Linked DNA regions of Homo sapiens: region 2 is linked to region 1. A link is a contact called in ENCODE Hi-C or POLR2A ChIA-PET data. All regions are on one chromosome and are shown on one strand. The core of a region is the stretch at or near the end of the contact, and the rest is flanking DNA. Distances in the headings are between cores, read along the strand shown.

Evidence for each region. A loop is a pair of places that touch in the nucleus more often than their neighbours do. ChIA-PET counts read pairs that join two places held with the same protein, here RNA polymerase II (POLR2A). Pooled maps may share reads with other maps.
Region 2: a loop to region 1 is called in a pooled map, with 3 times the contacts of the local background. The contact joins two enhancer-like sites. A Hi-C loop is called at or near these places in 4 of 168 maps with a recorded cell type or tissue (B cell, CD4-positive, alpha-beta T cell, PC-9 and 1 more) and 10 of 50 pooled maps. POLR2A ChIA-PET finds 5 or more read pairs at or near these places in 4 of 52 experiments (BJ, T-cell, activated CD4-positive, alpha-beta memory T cell and 1 more).

What each region holds. Positions count from the first base shown.
Region 1 is chr6:89,832,830-89,837,665 of GRCh38, forward strand. All of the region lies in intron 1 of CASP8AP2 (caspase 8 associated protein 2), which reads left to right. Among named protein-coding and RNA genes, the nearest start is that of CASP8AP2, 5.4 kb to the left of the region's middle. Within about 2 kb of position 2,487, at least 6 of the 41 ENCODE cell types and tissues checked have a DNase peak (open chromatin) inside an H3K27ac peak, as active enhancers do; they include CD4-positive, alpha-beta T cell, where a contact is called at or near this core.
Region 2 is chr6:90,395,914-90,400,749 of GRCh38, forward strand. No RefSeq gene overlaps it. Among named protein-coding and RNA genes, the nearest start is that of MIR4464, 86 kb to the left of the region's middle. Within about 2 kb of position 2,603, at least 4 of the 41 ENCODE cell types and tissues checked have a DNase peak (open chromatin) inside an H3K27ac peak, as active enhancers do; they include CD4-positive, alpha-beta T cell, where a contact is called at or near this core.

The DNA.
Region 1 (4,836 bases), core at 1,237-3,736:
CTTTTTTTTTTTTCTTTTCTTTTTGAGATGGAGTCTTGCCCTGTCGCCCAGGCTGGAGTGCAATGGCGCGATCTCGGCTCGCTGCAACCTCCGCTTCCCAGGTTCAAGCGATTCTCCTGCCTCAGCCTCCCGAGTGTGGGATTACAGGTGCGCACCACCACGCCCAGCTAATTTTTTTGTATTTTTAGTAGAGACGGGGTTTCACCATGTTGGTCAGGCTGGTCTTGAACTCCTGACCTCGTGATCCACCTGCTTTGGCCTCCCAAAGTGCTGGGATTACAGACATGAGCCACCACCCCCAGCTGCTGTTAGACATCTTTATCTGGATGTCCTACAGATAACTCAACATGACTTCACTGGTTGTCCATTGCAGTTAAAGCATGACTGTCCTCCAAAGCTAGAAACATGAGAATCATCTTTAACAAATTGGGTATTTCTTTAATTCAACAGATATTCTTTTATTACTTGCCATTCTGCTAGGCCTGCTGAGAGCTGGGGATACAGTGAGAGCTGGGGAACAGAACAGGGATGGTCCTAATCTTTATGGAGAACCATTGGGTGGTCCATTGGGTGAGATGGACATTTCTCCAGGAATCCCACAAAAATGGAATCATGAACTTCAAGAAGAGGTCATGTAGGGAAAGGACACAATGGGGTAAGAGTATATAACAGAGGGCCTGACTTAGTGGGAAGAGAGGGTGGACAGGGGAGACTCAAAATGGCTTAAGCAAAATATCAAAGAAGAGCTAAGTGAAAGTAGAATATTGAGGAAAGAATATTCCCTGCAGAAGCCCTGTGTTGTTTTTTTTTTTTTCGATTTATAAATAGTTTATCCTGTTCACATTATGCAGAATTTCAGTGTCGTTAATCCACAATGTTAGTACGGTAACAGAAACATAAAGGAGAAAAAAGGCAGGTGGGGGGAGGTTCATAGTGTGGCCTGACATAGTCTAAGGGTTCTCTCCTGTAGTATGCATCTCCTGCAGGCAAGTATTAATATCACTTCATTGTTTGAAGGACAGTACACTATCCAGGATTCATTTATTGTTCAGGTGTCTTTTCTAAAGTATGAGAAAACAGGAATAAATTCAATAATGAATATCTGCAATTCAAACCAATTTAACTACAGGTCAGTGGTGTCTTTCTTATCTATTATCACAAACATCCCAGTTGCCTCCATCTAAAAATTTCTTTCAAAAGTTAAGACACAATTAATTATATCTTATTAATTCCCTCAAAAGCAAAAAAAAAAAAAAAGTACCATTCAGCATACAAAAGTTACACATTAAAAGTGTATATATAGGGCTGGGTGCGGTAGTGCACGCCTGTGATCCCAGCACTTTGGGAGGCCGAGGCGGGTGGATCATAAGGTCAGGAGTTCAAGACCAGCCTGGCCAAGATGGTGAAACCCTGTCTCTACTAAAAATACAAAAAATTAGCTGGGCGCGGCAGCAGGCCCCTGTAATCCCAGCTACTGAGGAGGCTGAGGCAGGAGAATCGCTTGAACTCGGAGGGCAGAGGTTGCAGTGAGCAGAGATTGTGCCGCTGCCCTCCAGCCTGGGTGACAGAGTGAGACTCTGTCTCAAAAAAAAAAGTGCATATTTCCTTTTTTTTTTGAGATGGAGTCTCTCTTTGTTGCCCAGGCTGGAGTTCAGTGGCATGATCTCGGCTCACTGCAACCTCCTCCTTTCAGGTTCAAGTGATTCTCCTGCCTCACCCTCCCAAGTAGCTGGGATTACAGGTGTGTGCCACCATGTCTGGCCAATTTTTGTATTTTTAGTAGAGATGGCGTTTCACCGTGTTGGCCAGGCTGGTCTCGAACTCCTGAACAAAGTTGATCTGCCCACCTCGGCTTTCCAAAGTGCTGGGATTACAGGCGTGAGCCACTGCGCCTGGCCTCAAAATTTGTTTTTTATCCTGAAATCAGCAGGAAGCACTGAAGGGCTTTTTGGTGGGGTTTTTTTTGTTTTTTGTTTTTTTTCTTTTGAGACGAAGTCTCCTGTCCCCCAGACTGGAGTGCAGTGGCGTGATCTCGGCTAACTGCAGCCTCCGCCTCCCAGCTTCCAGAAATTCTCCTGCCTCAGCCTTCCAGGTAGCTGGAATTATAGGCATGCGCCACCACGGCTGGCTAATTTTCGTATTTTTAGTAGAGATGACGTAGGCTGGTCTCGAACTCCTGACCTCAGGTGATCTCCTGACCTCAGATGATCACCCACCTCAGGTGATCGCCTGCCTCAGCCTCCCAAAGTGCTAGGATTACAGGCGTGAGCCACCACATCCAGCCTAAGCACTGAAGTGTTTAAGCAGAGTTGGGAACACGATCATGTTTGCATTTTTAAAAGACAACTCATGCTGAGGTTTGAAGAACAATTTGAAATGGGGGAAGACTGTCCATTTGAATACACTTTCCATTAAATCTTGTTGACTACCTCTCAGATCTGTTTTTAGTGTTTTGTGGGTTTTTTGGTTTGGTTTTGAGACAGTCTCGCTCTTTGACCCAGGCTGGAGTGCAGCAGTGCAATCACAGCTCACTGCAGCCTCCGGAAGCATGTGCCACCACACCCAGCTAACTTTTCTTTTTTTTGTAGATATGGAGTCTCACTGTGTTGCCCAGGCTGGTCTTGAACTCCTGGGCATAAGAAGTCCTCCTGCCTCAGCCTCCCAGAATGTTGGGATTACAGGCATGAACCACCGTGCCCAGCCAAGATCTGTTTCTTATTTTTATTTCCACTACTAAGAACTTACAGTGACACCTCGTTGTCTTCTGCTTTGTTTTGGTAGCCTTTTCTATCTCCCTTCCCACTCATATTTTCCAGACTCTTGCCAGAGTTAAACATCTAAGATGCAGATTTGATCATTATATTGCCCTACTTTAAAAACCTTCACTGGTTCCCCCATTCCCTTCTGGATGGAATCCAAGTATCTTAATCACATAATACATCCCCTGACCTTTATTTTTTTTTTTTTGAGAGAGTCTCACTGTCACCTAGGCTGGAGTGCAGTGGCACGATCTTGGCTCACTGCAGCCTCGGGGCCTGTGACTTCCTAAACTTTATTCTCACATTCTGATCTTGCCTTCCCATGTTCTATTCTGTAGGTGTTCACACCCATACTTGATTGTGAACTTATAGACAGATGTGGTGGGGAACAGATGTGGGGAGATCGTGTCAAGAAGTGTTCGCCAATGTGAGCCTAATTTAATTGAACCTTGGGATTTTGGAAACCTTGAGATAGTGAATAATGGAGCTAGAATGGTAGGTGTCAGTCTATGTCAGGATAAGGAAGTTTTTTTTTTTTTTTAATGGAGTCTAGCTGTGTGGCACAACCTCGGCTCACTGCAACCTCCCCTTCCTGGGTTCAAGCAATTCTCCTGCCTCAGCCTCCAGCAGTTGGGACTACAGACATGCACCACCATGCCCAGCTAATTTTTTTGTATTTTTAATAGAGGTAGGGTTTCACCATGTTGGCCACGATGGTCTCGATCTCTTGACCTCGTAATCCACCTGCCTTGGCCTCCCAAAGTGCTGGGATTATAGGCATGAGCCACTGCACCCAGTCAGGATAAGGAATTTGTACTTTATAGAAATTGGGAAGTAACGGAAAGTTTTTGAGCAGGATTGCGGTAGAACTAACCCAGTAGTTGTGCGTAGCATGTATTTGGAGTGGGGAAATAATTAGGTAGCTATAGTGGGGTCCTGAAACAAATCGAAATGGCAAGAATGGGAATAAATGGGAGAAATATTTCAGAGGTAGCATCAGTAAATCAGTAGTCTGTTAGGGAATGTTAGTGCTACTCCAAGAAATTAGAGAAATGAGGAGGTGAGCAGATATGGATGGAAAGATGATCTCTTGTTTTGGACTTGGTGAGTTTGTACCTACAGGAATGTGTTTATTAATGTTAGCATTTGTTTGTTTGTCTGTTTTGAGACAAGGTCTCATTCTGTCACTCAGGCTGGAGTGCAGTGACTTGATCTTTGCTCACAGCAATCTCTGCTTCCTGGTTGTGCTTAAGCAATCCTCCCACCTCAGCCTCCTAAGTATGGTTGGGACTATAGGAGTGTGTCACCACGCCTGGCTAATTTTTGTATTTTTTGTAGAGATGGGATTTCGCCATGTTGCCTGGGCTGGTCTCGAACTCCTGGCCTGAAGTGATCCACCCACCTCGGCCTCCCCACAAAGTGCTGGGCCCACAAAGTGCTGGGATTACAGGTGTGAACCACTGAGCCCTGGCACCCAGCCACTAATTTTTTTTTTTTTGAGACAGTCTTGCTCTGTTGCCCAGGCTGGAGTGCAGTGTGACAATCTCGGCTCACTTCAACCTCCGCCTTCCCCACGCTCAAGCAATTCTTGTGCCTGAGCCTCCTAAGTAGCTGAGATTACTGGTGTGCGTCAGCATACCTGGCTAATTTTTTTTATTTTTAGTAGAGACAGGGTTTTACCGTGTTAGCCAGACTGGTCTTGAACTCCTGACTTCAAATCTGCCCGCCTGCCTAGGCTTCCCAAAGTGCTGGGATTTAGGCATGAGCTACCATACTTGGCCACTAATTGTTTTTTTGTTTGTTTGTTTTTGTTTGTTTGAGACAGAGTCTGGCTCTGTCGCCCAGGCTGGAGTGCAGTGGCACAATCTCAGCTCACTGCAACCTCCGCCTCCCAGGTTCATGCCATTCTCCCGCCTCAGCCTCCCAAGTAGCGGGAACTACAGGCGCCCACCACCACACCCGGCTAATTTTGTTTTTGTATTTTTAGTAGAGATGGGGTTTCACCGTGTTAGCCAGGATGGATGGTCTCGATCTCCTGACCTCGTGATCCGCCTGCCTCAGCCTCCCAAAGTGCTGG
Region 2 (4,836 bases), core at 1,353-3,852, 560 kb after region 1:
GCATAAAATTGAGATTCCGAGACAAGAATCCCAAGACCCTTTATGGGATCTGCCTGTCCCTCTTGCTGCTCTGTGTCCCACTCCACTCTCCTGCCCTTTCCTTGTGTGTGCCATGACTTCATCTTACCTGTCTTCCTATTCACACTCTTCTTCCAGCTCTTTGTCTGACTGACTCCTACTCATCCTTCAGGTCTCAGAGAGGCCTTTCCCGAGCACTAGGCAACTTAGCTTTCCCTGTTAATGCTCTCCAGGTCCCTTATCCAGTTATACCATTTGCTACACTTGAGGCCTGTTCCTGGGTGCATCAATTTCCCAGCACCTCTGGCTTCCCTGTGCATAGGCCAAGCATTATCCTAAGTCCAGCTGACGTACTTAGCAGCAGGTGTTTGCAGAGGCTGTGGTTGTGCACAGAAGCAGTGAGCGCTGAGGGCATATGGACAAGGCACTGATAGCCTCTGCTGCAGTCTACTCCTTCCACTGCCTAAATGCACTCATGTGCCCTGTTAGATTCACGCTGACCCATCCCTGATTCTGCAAGAAGGTGATGGTGGCTCACCCCACTCTCACTTAGTTTTCCTCTCAGTTTCTTAAAAGGAAAACTTTACAGGAGGGGTGCTTGTGGGCTGGTGGCACAAGCTGCCATCCTTGATGTTGCCCTGAGGCCATGGCTAATATTCATCTTTGCAGAAGGCAGCTTTCTGGTCTAGGTTGCTTGCCTGGTGGAATAACCCTGAAATTTACCTCTGAGGATCTGAACTTCTGGTGGCCATGTTTTTGTCAGGCTCCGATTGCCTCTGGTGATTGTGCCTAAAGTTTCAGGAATAGGAAGCATGAATTCCCTAACTCAGTCAGTGGAAGTAATGATGAAATGACCCACTCTTCCCATCTGTTCAAAGTATCTAAAGTATACTGTGTATCTGGAAAGATGACTGGGCCTTTTTGGGGGTTTTTGGATACTCTCAAGCTGGCAGCCTCCAGCTTGTGCAGCATATAAAAAGTACAATGGGTCCTGCAGGTATAGCCACTGTTGCACTCCCTTGCCATAGAGTGGGTCCCTGGGTCTGAAGCAATGTTATGAGTGATGTGAACAAGTCAGAAGCTCTGAGAGCACTCAGATGGTGGGCCTGGCCCAGGCATGGTGGGCAGGGGAGGTAAAATCCAGGCCCAGAACGTATATCAATCTTAATAAGGACAAATTACTGCCCCAGCTCTTGTCCTAGGTGGACGGGATCTGATATAATCAACTTGCACCAAGTGTTTGTTTGGTCTCCTCCAGGCATGGTATCTTATCCAGCCCTGGGGTTTGTTTCTGCTGCTGAGAGATCAGACAGCAACAGCAGTAGCAGTTGGATCAACCTCAGTGTTTGATCTTTCCTCCTCCCTCCTGCTAATTGCTCTGTCTACCTGATTTTAGATACCTGACCCTAAACAGGCAGAGACATATTTGTTAATGAGACGTTGCTAATGATCTTTTCGCTCAAACTAGGTGCTCTTATCTCCTGCTGTTTCTTCAAAGAGTAATTTTCCCAGATGTGTTTGTGATCCAAGCTCAACAGATCACATTGTACTTCAAATAGGCAGCAACAGAAAACTTGGATCAAAGTAAAACTAAAACTACAACTTTGGAAGGAAGAGGTGGGAGATTCTGCTCTGGAAGAATCAGCTGACAGGAGCCTAGGAAGGAGAGGAAGCTGACCCAGGGACCTAATTCTATTTAGTTACTAATCTGCTGTAAGCAATTACATTTGAAGATCCAATTTTGCAAAAGATCAATGAGAACCTCTGGATTTCTCTCTTGTAGTAGTTGTGTAATGATCTGAAGCTCATAAGCCCAGGGACATATCTTATTTTCCCCCATATTCCCAATGCCTGAGCCAGTGCCCTGCTCAAAGTCCCGAATAAATATGTATTTGTTGAGTGGACAAATAAACAAACAAATGGATGAAGTCTCGTAGATAGAGGGTGCTTTGTAGGAAATCATTTGAGTAGCAAGATTCTCCAACCCACGTAACACAGGACCTGATTTGCAGAACTTTGTTTAGACATAGCATTTCAAGAGCACGTTTTCTGAACCATAAAGGAAAGTAGGGTTCTAGATGAATAATGCCTTTTCACAGTGTCTGAGTCACCTCACACCCCTCACCCTCATCTGATAACGGCCCTTGGCAGATCTGCCCTTTTGCAGGGGATTCCCCAAGGCTCTCACCTCTTGCCTGCCCCTGTGTGTGTGACTGCAGCAGGCACAGGGTTGCCAGGCACCAGAATATAAGCACAGAGCTGGAGGAAATGGGAGGAATGATAGGGCAAGTTTATGGCAGTGAAACTTCCTGACAGTATGCATTTATGGGAATATCATACACATTTCACCTTATGATGGTATTTTTTATGCTGACAGGAAGATAAAGCTGGGCAACAACGGAAAAGTTGACTACCAAGGTAGTGTTGAAAAGGAAAGAGTTTGTTTCAATGAGACATTCTCATTATAGATGTTGGCTTAGTCCAAGCTTCTGCCTCCTCTCCCATCACAGAGGTTCTCTTCTTCTAATATATTGTGGAGGAGGGGGGTTTGTATCAGTGCAAACTGTACTGCCTCTCTCATGCTCTTGCTTCTACAAACACCCCTCTCCAAACAAGGACACCACAAGGGCGTGACAAGCGGTGCTCATCACAGCCTCTAAGCTTCAACATAACAGGATTGTCTTTCTCTTCAGTTAGATAGGGACATTTAGATAGAGCTTTGTCCCTCAACAATCTATTGAAGAGAGCAAAAGCAGTAGAGGCCCAACAGAAGTTCATTTTGGAACTTGCTAAATTAAAAGTAAATAACACTCAGCATATTAAATGCCCTCTAAAAATATGTGAAAGTACTCAAAGGCCTTGGCATCCAGGAAGTTCCCTGCAGGATGTCCACCTGCACTCCAGTGCTAGCTCTGGGAAGCTGTATGAGCCTGGTAAGTCTTGTGCCTTCCTGGGCCTTGGTCTCCTCCTCTGTTAAATATGTGATTTGGACCTTCCTTCTTTCCTTCCTGCCTTCCTGCCTTCCTACCTTCCTTCTTTCTCTCCTCTCTAGCTCTCAGTATAGAAACCCTTTCTTTAGATGCGATCTCTTAAGAAAGGAAAACTAATATATATAAGAATATTAAGCATGAACCTTCTCTGGTTAAGCGAAGCAGGAGAGAGGTCGGAAGTATATGTTTCCAGAAGCCCCTGAACCTCAGGAACCTCTAGGCTCCAGTTGGAAAAGCCCTGTAGCTGTGTTATTTCATGATCTGCAAACTCTCTACGAGAGCTGCTTTCCTAGTCTTACCAGCCAAAGAAGACGTAGACTTTTCTAGCAAGGAGGACAAAGAGTTCGGGAATATCCATTTCAGTCAGTTTTCAAAACAATCTTGTATCATTAGGAGAAACACAAACTTGGGTCTGAATCCCTATCCTTTAAAGGACTCCTACAGACTTGGCTTGGGGTTCCTAACTGCAGGGAAAATAAATCCTCAATCATTTACCTTCATGACATAGGAGACCCAATGATCAACAGTATTTCTCTGTATAATCTTCTTTCTGACAAGCTCTCCAAACAAAAGAAAAGAGAAAGAGAAATGGCCATAGGAGGGAAGACTTTCTTCTAGGGCATTTGAGAAGATTGTCAGACCCAGATGCGAGGCACCACCTTTCCACCTTATGCCTCATTAATGGAAATAACGCAAAAGCCCAGATCTAAGGCAGAGCTTCCCACCTATGAACCTGCATCTCAATCTTCACCTTCCAGGAACCAGACAGTGTCTTCTAGGCTGATTACTTCCAGTTTATCTCATTATGATGTCCACATATTATAGCTCCCCTCTCCCTTGTGATGAGCATGGAAAATATCAGTGACTCCAAATCCCAATTCTTTCACCTTAGAAAACAAATCTGAGAATCCCTCTACCACCAAGCACAGTACCTGGATACAACAGGCACTCATTAAATGTTTGCTTAGCCAATGCAAGGATAAATGAATGAAATTCCTCATCCCTGTATTCATTTCTGAAGACCTGCTGGTGAAAATTTAGCTCTAAACATCTTTCAGATTTATTCCACTGAGGTATGAAAAAGGGAAAATAAATGACGATGCAAGTGAAGTCAGGAGCTGGCACAGAAAGTGCAATTGGATTCTGCTTCCCCCGTAATTAAGTGTGCCCAATGCTGCTGACTTAGGCGATGACAGCGTGCAGCTTGCCTGCCCACCATGGGTGCGTGGGAGGACGGGCAGCCCTCAGGATACCGCTGCACAACACGCTTGCCACCTTATCAAGATTTCCACAGCCACAGGAAGATTTCTCAGCCCGCCATGCCCCTGCGGACTGCCCTGTGCTATCATCCCCCTTCCTGGCTGAAGACACGCTGGCTGTCACCTCTTCTCCTCCCCGGAGATGAGCATCTTTCCTGGGCCTGCCTTGGTGTTTTGACAGCCACTCCATGTCCCCGCTGCTCAGAGAGGGAAAGCCACTAGGGAGGCCCTCGATGGAAATATTACCCCCTGTCCAGGGTAGCATGGGCTTGATCGCGCCTGATTATTTCTGATCACTGTCACTGGGCCAAGAGCACAGTGAAGTCAAGAAAGAAATGGCTTCATTAGTGTGAGTGCAGAGGTCTGGGAAGGCAGCAGTGGCGTGGAGGACCTGCTTTTGTGAGGGCAGTGAAGAGAGAGGAAGGAGTGGTGTCTTTAGATTGAGGTATCTTGAGATTCCTGCTTTCTCCACTCACTTCAACTGCCCATATAGGTTCTGCAGGTTCCAGAAGGTTCTAGAACTTGCACAGGATCGAACCTATAGCTTCTTATGGAACAAACACAGAATC